2 separate regions of the Homo sapiens genome follow, and region 1 is linked to region 2. The links are chromatin loops, found by intact Hi-C in ENCODE. Cell type or tissue: PC-3. All regions are shown on one strand. Links, peaks and the distances in the headings refer to the core of each region. The heading gives the core; the rest is flanking DNA.

Region 1 (5,386 bases), core at 324-5,323, 760 kb after region 2:
CCCCACTCTCTTCTGGCTTGTAGGGTTTCTGCCGAGAGATCAGCTGTTAGTCTGATGGGCTTCCCTTTGTGGGTAACCCGACCTTTCTCTCTGGCTGCCCTTAACATTTTTTCCTTCATTCCAACCTTGGCAAATCTGATGATTATGTGTCTTGGGGTTGCTTTTCTTGAGGAGTATCTTTGTGATGTTCTCTGTATTTCCTGAATTTGAATGTTGGCCTGCCTTGCTATGTTGGGGAAGTTCTAGATAATATCCTGCAGAGTGTTTTCCAACTTGGTTCCATTCTCCCCGTCACTTTCAGGCACACCAATCCGACATAGATTTGGTCTTTTCACATAGTCCCATATTTCTTGGAGGCTTTGTTTGTTTCCTTTTACTCTTTTTTCTCTAAACTTGTCTTCTCACTTTATTTCATTAATTTGATCTTCAATCACTGTTACCTTTTCTTCCACTTGATCGAATCTGCTATTGAAGCTTGTGCAGGCATCATGAAGTTCTTGTGCTATGGTTTTCAGCTCCATTAGGTCATTTAAGGTCTTCTCTATACTGTTTATTTTAGTCAGCCATTCATCTAACCTTTTTTTCAAGGTTTTTAGCTTCCTTGCAATGGGTTAGAACATGCTCCTTTAGCTCAGAGAAGTTTGTTATTACTGACTTTCTGAAGCCTACTTGTGTCAACTCATCAAAGTCATTCTCCATCTAGCTTTGTTCTGTAGCTGGCGAGGAGCTGTGATCCTTTGGAGGAGAAGAGGCACTCTGGTTTTTAGAATTTTCAGCTTTTCTGTTCTGGTTTCTCCCCATCTTTGCAGTTTTATCTACCTTTGGTCTTTGATGTTGGTGACCTACAGATGGAGTCTTGGTATAGATGTCCTTTTTGTTGATGTTAATGCTATTCCTTTCTGTTTGTTAGTTTTTCTTCTAACAGTCAGATCCCTCAGCTGCAGGTCTGTTGGAGTTTGCTGGAGGTCTGCTCCAGACCCTGTTTGCCTGGGTATCACCAATGGAGGCTGAAGAACAGCAAATGTTGCAGAACAGTAAATATTGCTGCCTGATCCTTCCTCTGGAAGCTTCATCCCAGAGGGTCACCCGCCTATATGAGGTGTCTGTCGGCCCCTACTGGGAGGTGTCTCCCAGTTATGCTACACAGGGGTCGGGGATCCACTTGAGGAGGCAGTCTGTCTGTTCTCAGAGATCAAACACCGTGCTGGGAGAACCACTGCTCTTTTCAGAGCTGTCAGGGAGGTTTAAGTCTGCAGAAGTCTACTGCCTTTTGTTCAGCTATGCCCTACCCACAGAGGTGGAGTCTATAGAGGCAGTAGGCCTTGCTGAACTGCGGTGGGCTCCACCCTGTTCAAGCTTCCTGGCTGCTTCGTTCACCTACTCAAACCTCAGCAATGGCAGATGTCCCTCCCCCAGCCAGGCTGCCGCCTCACAGTTCAATCTCAGACTGCTGTGCTAGCAGTGAGCAAGGCTCCGTGGGTGTGGGACCCACTGAGCCAGGAACGGGAGAGAATCTCCTTGTCTGCTGGTTGCTAAGACCTTGGGAAAAGTGTAGTATTTGGGTGAAATTGTCCTGTTTTTCCAAGTACAGTCTGTCATGGCTTCCCTTGGCTAGGAAAGGGAAATCCCCAGATCCCTTGCACTTCCCGGGTGAGGCGACACCCCACCCTGCTTTGGCTCACCCTCTATGGGATGCACCCACTGTCCAACCAGTCCCAATAAGATGAACCAGGTATCTCAGTTGGAAATGCAGAAATCACCCATCTTCTATGTTGATCACGCTGGGAGCTGCAGACCAAAGCTGTTCCTATTTGGCCACCTTGGAAAGGAGGTGAATCCTGACATTCTTTTGGAAATGTTCTGAAATGATTTCTTTTTCTTCATCTTAGATATAGAATTGGTGGGGGGGGGGCGGGATATGAGCAAGAATGAAATAATGGGTACTGTGTTCCTGGCTTTAGAGAATTATCTTTAAATAAAAATACAACATGAAAGTCCTGATTTATTTTTATTTCTTTTATGTTTGAGATGAAGTTTTGCTCTTGTTGCCCAGGTTGGAGTGCAGTGGGGCAATCTCGGCTCACTGTAACCTCTGCCTTCCAGGTTCAAGCGATTTTCCTGCCTCAGCCTCCCGAGCAGCTGGGATTATAGATGCACACTATCACACCCGGATAATTTTTGTATTTTTGGTAGAGATGGGTTTTTACCGTATTGGCCAGGCTGGTCTTGAACTCCTGAACTCAGGTGGTGCACCTGCCTCGGCCTCCCAAAGTGCCAGGATTATAGGCGTGAGCCACTGCACCTGGCCAGAAAGTCCTGATTTAAATAATAAAGTTCAAGAGTGTGTCCTCTGCCATCCTCGATTTACTAGCTTGCTCTGCTTTAGTGTATCCATCTCTAAAATGGGAATATTATTACTTACAGTTATAAATAGCTGTAACAGAGCATACAGTAATGGTCCTTGAGCTTCTCAGTGTCAGAAGATTCATGTTTTAAACATTTTAAATTCTTCTGCTTATCTATAGCACTCAAGAACATAAAGTGCTTTGAAATAGTCCAATAAAAAGGCCAGGTTTTTTCCTGCTATAGATATGTGGGATGAGGTACATTCAAGTGGTAAATCAGTGACACCCAGTGGCTGCTGCTTTTATATTTAGTTTTTAAATTTTCAATTTAACTTTCTAAAGTTCTGTCCCAAAACAAATGAAAGAAGATGATGAGAGCATGGAAGTTATAGATGCCTTTAAAGAAAGAGTTTCTCAGCAGTGATATGATTTTCCTAGGACATGAGAGCTATTGAATAGCAATACCAAAAATAGAGAGAGTGCAGGACAGTGGAAAACGGTTCTGGGAATTTCCAGCCCCATCATTTGCATGCTATTAAAGAGTGTACTCAAGCTTTCCTGTCACTGTTGGATTTCCCAAGAAACATTCTCATCCTTGAAGTGGCATGTTAACTGCCCAAATCCAGCGAAATCCTTATGTGTTAGAGACAGTTGGGAACATTCACTGGATATTAGACTTCCTAGGTGTAAGCAAGACTTAACTGGAGGTTTAATCCATAGCCCGCACCAAAACTCCCCTCAGTCGTAATATGACTCGCTGTAACTGCCTCAAATCCCCACACACATGAAGTTGAGTAGATTAGCATAATAGAACATGCCGGGCTCAAATCCCAGCTTGCACACTCTGTGGTTGGAGTCTCTTAAGTCACTTAAACCTCTTGGAGCCCTCAGTTGTCCTTCTGTATAATAAAGAATAAAGGCGATAATACTTAACTCATGGGTTAATAAAAAAATATTAGGTTGGTGCAAAAGTAATTGCGTTTTTTTCTCTTCCTTTCTTCCTTTCTTCCTCTCTTCCTCCCTTACTCCCTTCCTTCCTTCTCTCTCTCTCTTTTTGATGGAGTTTCACTCTTGTTGCCCAGACTGGAGTGCAATGGCACCATCTCACTCACTGCAACCTCCACCTCTTGGGTTCAGGCAATTCTCCTGTCTCAGCCTCCAGAGTAGCTGGGATTACAGGCGCCTGCCACCATGCCCGGCTAATTTTTATATTTTTAGTAGAGACGGGGTTTCACCATGTTGGCCAGGCTGGTCTTGAACTCCTGACCTCAGGTGATGCACCTGCCTCAGCCTTCCAAAGTGCTAGGATTACAGGCGTGAGTTACCATGCTTGGCTTGCCATTATTTCAATGACAAACATCTCAGTAACTTTTGCACCAACCTAATAATACATGTAAAGTGGTGGTCATATTACAGGCACTCATCATTGTCCTGATTTGTATCAGCTGACATTCTCTGTTGACCTAGATGCACAATGGCTGCTGAGCAAAACCCTTCTCTGAAACTGGATGAGTCTATTGCACTTTTTAGGTGTTCTGTGATCTGACTCCTCTCTGAGGTAACAGCTTGGATGGAAATGTACTCATTGTCATTTTTTATAATTAGAGAGTGGGACTATTTTCCATATATGACTAGTGTTGCTAAAGTACTTAGGATTTTCTGGATGAAGGACTCTGGAGAAATACTGTATTTAAAAATTCTTAGCTAATAACTTACATTTTAAGGATTAGTATTTTTTCCACATAAAACATTAAAGAAGTTTTAATAGCACAGAGATATGCTAAGTAAGGCAATTAGGTAACAGAGTTTATTAAAAACTACACAAAGGGTACATTAAAACAAAAGGCTCTAGTGCTTAGTTGCTGCTCCTTTTAATTGCTAGATAAATATCTTCAATAACTAGGTTATTAAACTATATACATAGAAATATGGTAGTAATATTTTTAAAAGATGACCTTTTTCTACATTAGTTAAAAAAGTGGAATGGTTAAGATGCCAGGCCTTGCAGCTAGGTGGACTTGAACTTGAATCTTGGATTTTTCCACTTACTGGTTTACTTAGATTCTTTAAGCTTTAGTTTATATAAACAATATAAAATTATGTAGTTTTATGTCATCGATAGAAGGTTGGGAAGAGTGAAGGAGAGCAAGTATGGGAAATACTTAGTATCTGGCACACAGGAAGCACTCAATATGGAAAGTGGAAAAATAGGAACTGCATAGAACAGAGGCTCTTAACCTTATCTGATTCCAACCCTACATAACAAATATTTATTTATATATTTTTACTTGACAAAAATTGTGTATACCTATGGTATCTAGCATGATGTTTTGATAAATGTGCACATTGTGGAATGGCTAAATCAGGCTCTTTAACATATGCATGACATCACATATGTATTTTTTGTGGTAAGTGCTTGAAGTCTTCTTGCAATTTTCAAGTATACAATATATTGTTATTAACTATAGACACCATGATGTTCAATAGGTCTCTTGAACTCATTCCTCCTGTGTAACTGGAAATTTTGTGTCTGTTGACCAATGTTTCCCCAAATCCTTTCTCCCCCAACAAATAGTTTTATATTTTCTTTTCCCTTTACTATCTTAGAAAGAAATTTTAGAGCTAACACAAGATACTACATTATTTAAATTCGAGCACATTAGAGTGCTCTAATTATAACATAAAGGAGAAATAGAGGAAATTGGCAAATGGTGAAATCATAATATGCATTTCATGATAATTGGCAAATGGTGAACTAATAAGCATTTCAACATAATGCTTGGATACAAATGACACCAGAAGACAAAATACTTGTGCTTCCACAGTCATCCTGAGTATGGCAACTAGCCATGCAGAGCTATCCAGCTATGTGACTCAACAAAAAGTAGAACCTTGGTGACTTTTTCAAATAGGAAAAAACCCTTGGTAATATATCAAACAAGGCATAGTGATATTCCCTCACATATGTGGTAGGTGCATTACTGGGAATTTTATATTGGTTTATACAAACTAAATGTATCGTTTATATTTAAACCATACAG
Region 2 (5,386 bases), core at 156-5,155:
AAAGGCTTTTTTTTTTTCAATAAACTGTCATTTCCCCATTTCTCTACAGAAAATGATCACTGTTGTCAATTGTGTAAGTTCTCAATATATTAAGGATTCCAATCAGGTCATTTTGTGAAACATTTCAAATGATAGCTTAGCTTCAAGGTTTGCTCATAAGATTTCCAGACAGAATATTGCTCATTCCCATCTAAATATTTAATGCCTCTGAAAGTTTTTTGGTTTATATAAGGTAAACAGACGCCCCCCCAACAGGTGTGTTATAAACACACTTCCACAAATAAACGAGCCGTGCAAGGAGTTTCACTCAACATCCCAAGAGACTGATGTTTCCCCACAGCTCACCCCAGAGTCTGAGGCAGAGAGCTGGCTTCAGGGCATTCACCTATGCAGTCCACAGGGCCCTGCGCTCAGAAGAGCTTCTGCTTGCTTTAATGATCAAATGCCTCTGATCTGAAACTCTTAATTATCTCTAAATAAGGGGCACTATCTTCTTCATTTTACCTTGATTCTAGAAGTTGTATATACAGTCCTGCCTGAAGGTTCTCATTCTGGCCAGCCCTGCACTTAACAGATGAGGTCCAGACAGACAAGGTGAATTTCCACAGATTATATAGCCAGTAAGCAGAGGGGAAAACATAAGTTATAATCTCAAGCAGGGGTCCCCAACCCCCAGGCTGCCGACAGGTACCGGTCCATGGCCTGTTAGGAACCGGGTCACATGGCAGGAGGTGAGCGGCAGGTGAGCCTGAGTCCACCTTCTGTCAGATCCGCGGTGGCATCAGATTCTCATAGGAGCATGAACCGTATTGTGAACTGCGCACGTGGATCTAGATTGTGCAGTCCTTATGAGAATCTAATGCCTGATGACCTGAGGTGGAAAAGTTTCATCACGAAACCATCCCCTACCTTCTCCCACCCCCACTGCATCTATAGAATTGTCTTCCTTAAAACCAGTCCCCGGTGCCAAAAAGGTTGGGGACCACTTACGTGAACTATCTACTGTTCTTTTTACATAACTGTTTTCTGCTGCCTGCAAAAATATTCTGAATAATCTCAACATCAGCCAGGCATGGTGGCTCACCCCCGTAATGCCAGGATCTTGGGAGGCTGAGGAAGGAGGATCACTTGAACCCTGAAGTTTGAGCAGCCTGGGCAACACAATGAGATGCCATCTCTACCAAAAAGAAAAAAAATTAGCTGGGTGTGCTGGCATGCACCTGCAGTCCCAGCTACTCAGGAGGCTGAGGCAGGAGGAGTACTTGAGCCTAGGAGGTTGAGGCTGCAGTGAGCAGTGGTTGTGCCACTGCACTTCAGCCTCAGCGACAGAGTGACACCCTGTCTCAAAAAAAAAAACAAAAAAAACTCAACAACATTAGACTCAATATTCTACTACCTGCAGGGACAATTTTGGGGTGACTAGAATGAATCCACACATACCCATTTTGGATTTTTAAGTTTTGTCACATTATAGTCATACCACATATTTTATAACTGTTTTCACAAATTGTGAGACCACAGCAGCAGAAAAAGAATCTACTCCAGAACTCTATCATTAGCCCAGCTGAATGTCCAAACAATCCTCAAATACAAGTTGACACATAAATTATAAAAATAAGGTTTTATCAGCTACACTCCTTAGTATAAGGAACTGTACATAAAAAAAAAAAAAAGTTAGAAACAAAATCTACACAAAAGGTATTCACTCTCAACTTTTTTTTTTTTTTTTTTTTTTTGAGACAGAGTCTCACTCTGTCGCCCAGGCTGGAGTGCAGTGGCACGGTCTCGGATCACTGCAACCTCCACCTCCCGGATTCAAGCAATTCTCCTGCCTCAGCCTCCCGAGTAACTGGGATTACAGGCGCACTCCACCACACCCAGCTAATGTTTGTATTTTTAGTGGAGACAGGGTTTCACCATGTTGGCCAGCATGGTCTCAATCTCTTGACCTCGCGATCTGCCCGCCTAGGCCTCCCAAAGTGCTGGGATTACAGGCATGAACCACTGTGCCCGGCCCACTCTCAACTTCTAATTGTGAAAGAAATGAAGAGCAGGCAACAACCACAGCTTCCCATCCATCTACCTGTGTGTCTTTCACTATGTGCTGTGAGTCTGTCACAAAGCTATCTCACTACATTCCTAATGAGACCTCAAATTACACTCAACATACCCTGACCAGCTTGTCAGTGAGGACGCTTCCAGGATCAACTAGCACTGAGAGGAAAAACATATACCACCTGATCAAAATGACATATAGTGTACTGCTTAATAACATTCTCCTAAATCTCTTTATCCGAGACCTGGCAGAAAGCACACATTTTCCAAAGGAAAATATTCAAGACCAATAGCAACTGTAAACACCAATGCATTAGTAAATATGCATAAAATGTAGGGAAGAAATTCTACTCAAATGATAAGCCTATCTGGGAACAAAAATCAAGATGCCCAGTTAAGTAGTGCATTATAAATTCAATGCCTTAAAGTGGAGTGCTCTTTTGTCTGTAGCAGACATAGCTGATTTAGAGTTAACATAACAAAGCTTATCCTTAGAATTGACCCAGAAACTGCAGGAAAAGCCGCCAGGTGGCAGAATTTCCCAAGCCTCAACCAACTGTAGAGCAGTTGGTCACACCAAGAGTTGACCAGCAGGTGGCAGCATACCCTCAGTTTCTCAGTACAAACAGATCAGCATTGTCTTCATTTAATTAAGGCTTTTCATACAACACACAAATGAAAAATACTTTTCAAACATCTTTTTATAAAGAAAGCTTTCACTTCCTTACATTCTGAATGTTGATCTGTAGTTCCATTTTGTAGTGATTGAAGTCTTTGGCAAGTTCATGGCCCTGATGATAGAAGGTAAACATCCCCTGAAAAAATGACAGCATCTAAGACACAGGAAGAAAAGAGATATTAGCACAAAAAAACTCAGGAGAAAAAAAGAATCATATAAACAACCAAGTGTTCCCCCCGCCATCTCACTGTTATTCCACTGAAATAAACTGATTAAAGGGAAGTCACTAATATTCAAGTAAACACAAGTACATATTATCTATTAATTGGTCTTTATAGAAAATGATGCTTTTTTCCCTTAAATATCACAGCCATTAGACAGCTTATATGGCATGTTCTGCAGGAAAAATTGAATTATTAAGTCATCCATTTGTCCTCTTTAGTCAGGAGAATCCCAATATTTGTAATTGAAATCTTATCACTATAGGTTGACACAATCTTTAAGAAAGTAAAATCACAGAATCAAAGAGCTCCAGGCTCTCCCCAGCCACATCCAGCAGACTGCAACCCCTGTGTTTTGTTGACAAAGATATTCCATGACTTGCCAGGGGCAGCCTCAAACCCGTAATTAAACCTTTACTTTCCTACCAACTCCCAACCTGTCTCTGAATTAGAGGGCTGTTGCCTCTGCTCCACATGTAAGTCAATAAATCTAGAAGTAAAAAGAAGTGATCTGGGGAGACAGTTAAGGAAATCTTGAGATTCATTTTCTTCCAAATGCCACACCGTGGGTGGTTAGGAATCTGGGGCTCTGACACCCAGCAGGCTCCATTCCCAACGTCAGCCATGACCTGTTATGGGACCTTAGGCAAATTACTCAGCCTTTCTCTACTTCTATTTCCTTATCTCCTCATTGAGTTATAGTGTGGAATAATGAGTTCGGTACAACACTTAGAACAATGGCTTGAACAGAGACTGAGCATTATAAATGCCCAATAAAAGCAGGCCATTATTATTATTTCACATTAAAAAGAAAGCTTTGAGGAGGTTGAGTTTTTCTCTAATGGTTTAGGTTAATGACTATCGCTCCAACTAAACCATAGCTCCACAAATGCTCATTTTTAATCATTACTTGGTTATTCTTGTTTCTATAAACCATACTCACAATGAGTAAATTGTATACTGTGTGAATATTATCTTAATAAAGCTGTTTAAGAAAAAGAAACCATTCAATAAGTCGATATTAAAATTAAAATGAATCCTGAGAATGAGATCCAGTGTTTTTTTGCTGAAATCCACATGAAATATCCTTTACATTATGATATATACATTCATGTGCATACATCTTCATATATAAACAACTGAAGCTACTAGAAAACATCTATATAATCACAAACAAAAATCATGTGTTTCTAATATAAGTAAAAAGAAATGTTAGAGTAACTCACAAAATTGTCTCAAATGTTCCATATCCTGCTTCTAAACTTAGATTGCCATAAGCATTGTGAATTGTGTTTGAAGTCATGTTACAAACGATTGTTTAAAGTACCAAAGTTTGAACCGGTATAAACAACCCATGTTCACTCATTCTAGTATAAATTATTTCAGAGAAATTTTTAAAAGATAGAGCTATAGGCTAAGGTGGCAGAAATTGCACATGGTTGCCTTCCTTGAGATCATGTAGCAATGGGAATATTACGTGTATTATCAGTGCAAATACAGCTGAGAACCACTGATTTAGAGGCAATTCCTTGACTTCATGGCTATCTGTGTCTGCCCTTTTTAATATGTCTCTTTCATGTTTATGCACTATGGCCTCTAGTAACTATAAACCATAAATCAGATCTAGGAAAATAAATACTTATCTTACATTGCAAAAATCCACCAGCAAACAACTTGGCAATACTCACAGGTTCCACAAACTCAAACTTCTTTCTTTCTTGGATTTCCTGCAGCTTACACACATACTCGAGAGACAGTTCATAGAAGTGTTGCCGGTTCTGCTCTACTTGGATATCTGCCTATGTTAAAATCACAGAGGTTAGTCAAACTGGAGATGGTGAAAAGTGAAACGCTACATCAGAGGTCATCACACTGTGGTCCATGGGCCAAAATACGGTGTGCTGCCTGATTTTGTAAATAAAGTATTGCAACACAGGTACGACAATTCATTTATGTATTGTCTGCAGCTACTTTCCTGCTGCAACAGCAGAATTGAGCAGGTGCAACAGGAACTTTATGGTCCACAGAAGTCTAAAATATTTACTATCAGTTTCTTTGCAGAAAAAGCTTGTGACTCCTACTCTGTTTGTTGAAGTTGACCCCCAAGAACTGAAGATCAAAGGGACTTCTCTTCTTGAAAAACTCACCCCAACCACAACTGATGCCCCAAGGCTGAACCACATGCAATCACAATCAACAAACATTTCGATGAACAAATCCTCTAGGAATAAAGTCTGCCTGAGAAAGGGCCCAGCACCTCAGCGCTCAGGGAGTGATGGCGGCAAGTGAGAAGGAGCCAGCCATGGCAGCATCTCAAGAACCCGGCTCTCAAAGGCGGGCCAGGGCTGGACGCCCATCTGCGGCCCTCAGAACGTCTGATCCCCTGGGAGAGAAGGGGGCACCAGCTGGTCAGGACGCTATTCCAAAAAAA

The links. Peaks named below come from ENCODE experiments on the same cell type or tissue, not always from the same donor. Only the 100,000 strongest peaks of a DNase experiment are listed, where the experiment ranks them.
Region 1: it touches region 2 in a loop (11-fold over the local background); 13 of 110 quality-filtered maps call a loop at or near these places.

What each region holds. Positions count from the first base shown.
Region 1 is chr4:147,108,400-147,113,785 of GRCh38, reverse strand. No RefSeq gene overlaps it. Among named protein-coding and RNA genes, the nearest start is that of TTC29, 170 kb to the right of the region's middle. In PC-3, for the core only: a CTCF peak has its summit at 2,634 (motif pointing left); no DNase peak of the experiment used is centred there.
Region 2 is chr4:147,864,214-147,869,599 of GRCh38, reverse strand. It overlaps ARHGAP10 (Rho GTPase activating protein 10), which reads right to left. Exons shown (of 23, transcript NM_024605.4): 6 at 4,644-4,754; 7 at 2,784-2,888. Among named protein-coding and RNA genes, the nearest start is that of MIR4799, 84 kb to the right of the region's middle. RefSeq lists enhancers at 1,448-2,124, 2,125-2,802 and silencers at 2,623-2,672, 2,471-2,695. In PC-3, for the core only: a CTCF peak has its summit at 2,628 (motif pointing right); a DNase peak (open chromatin) is centred at 2,609.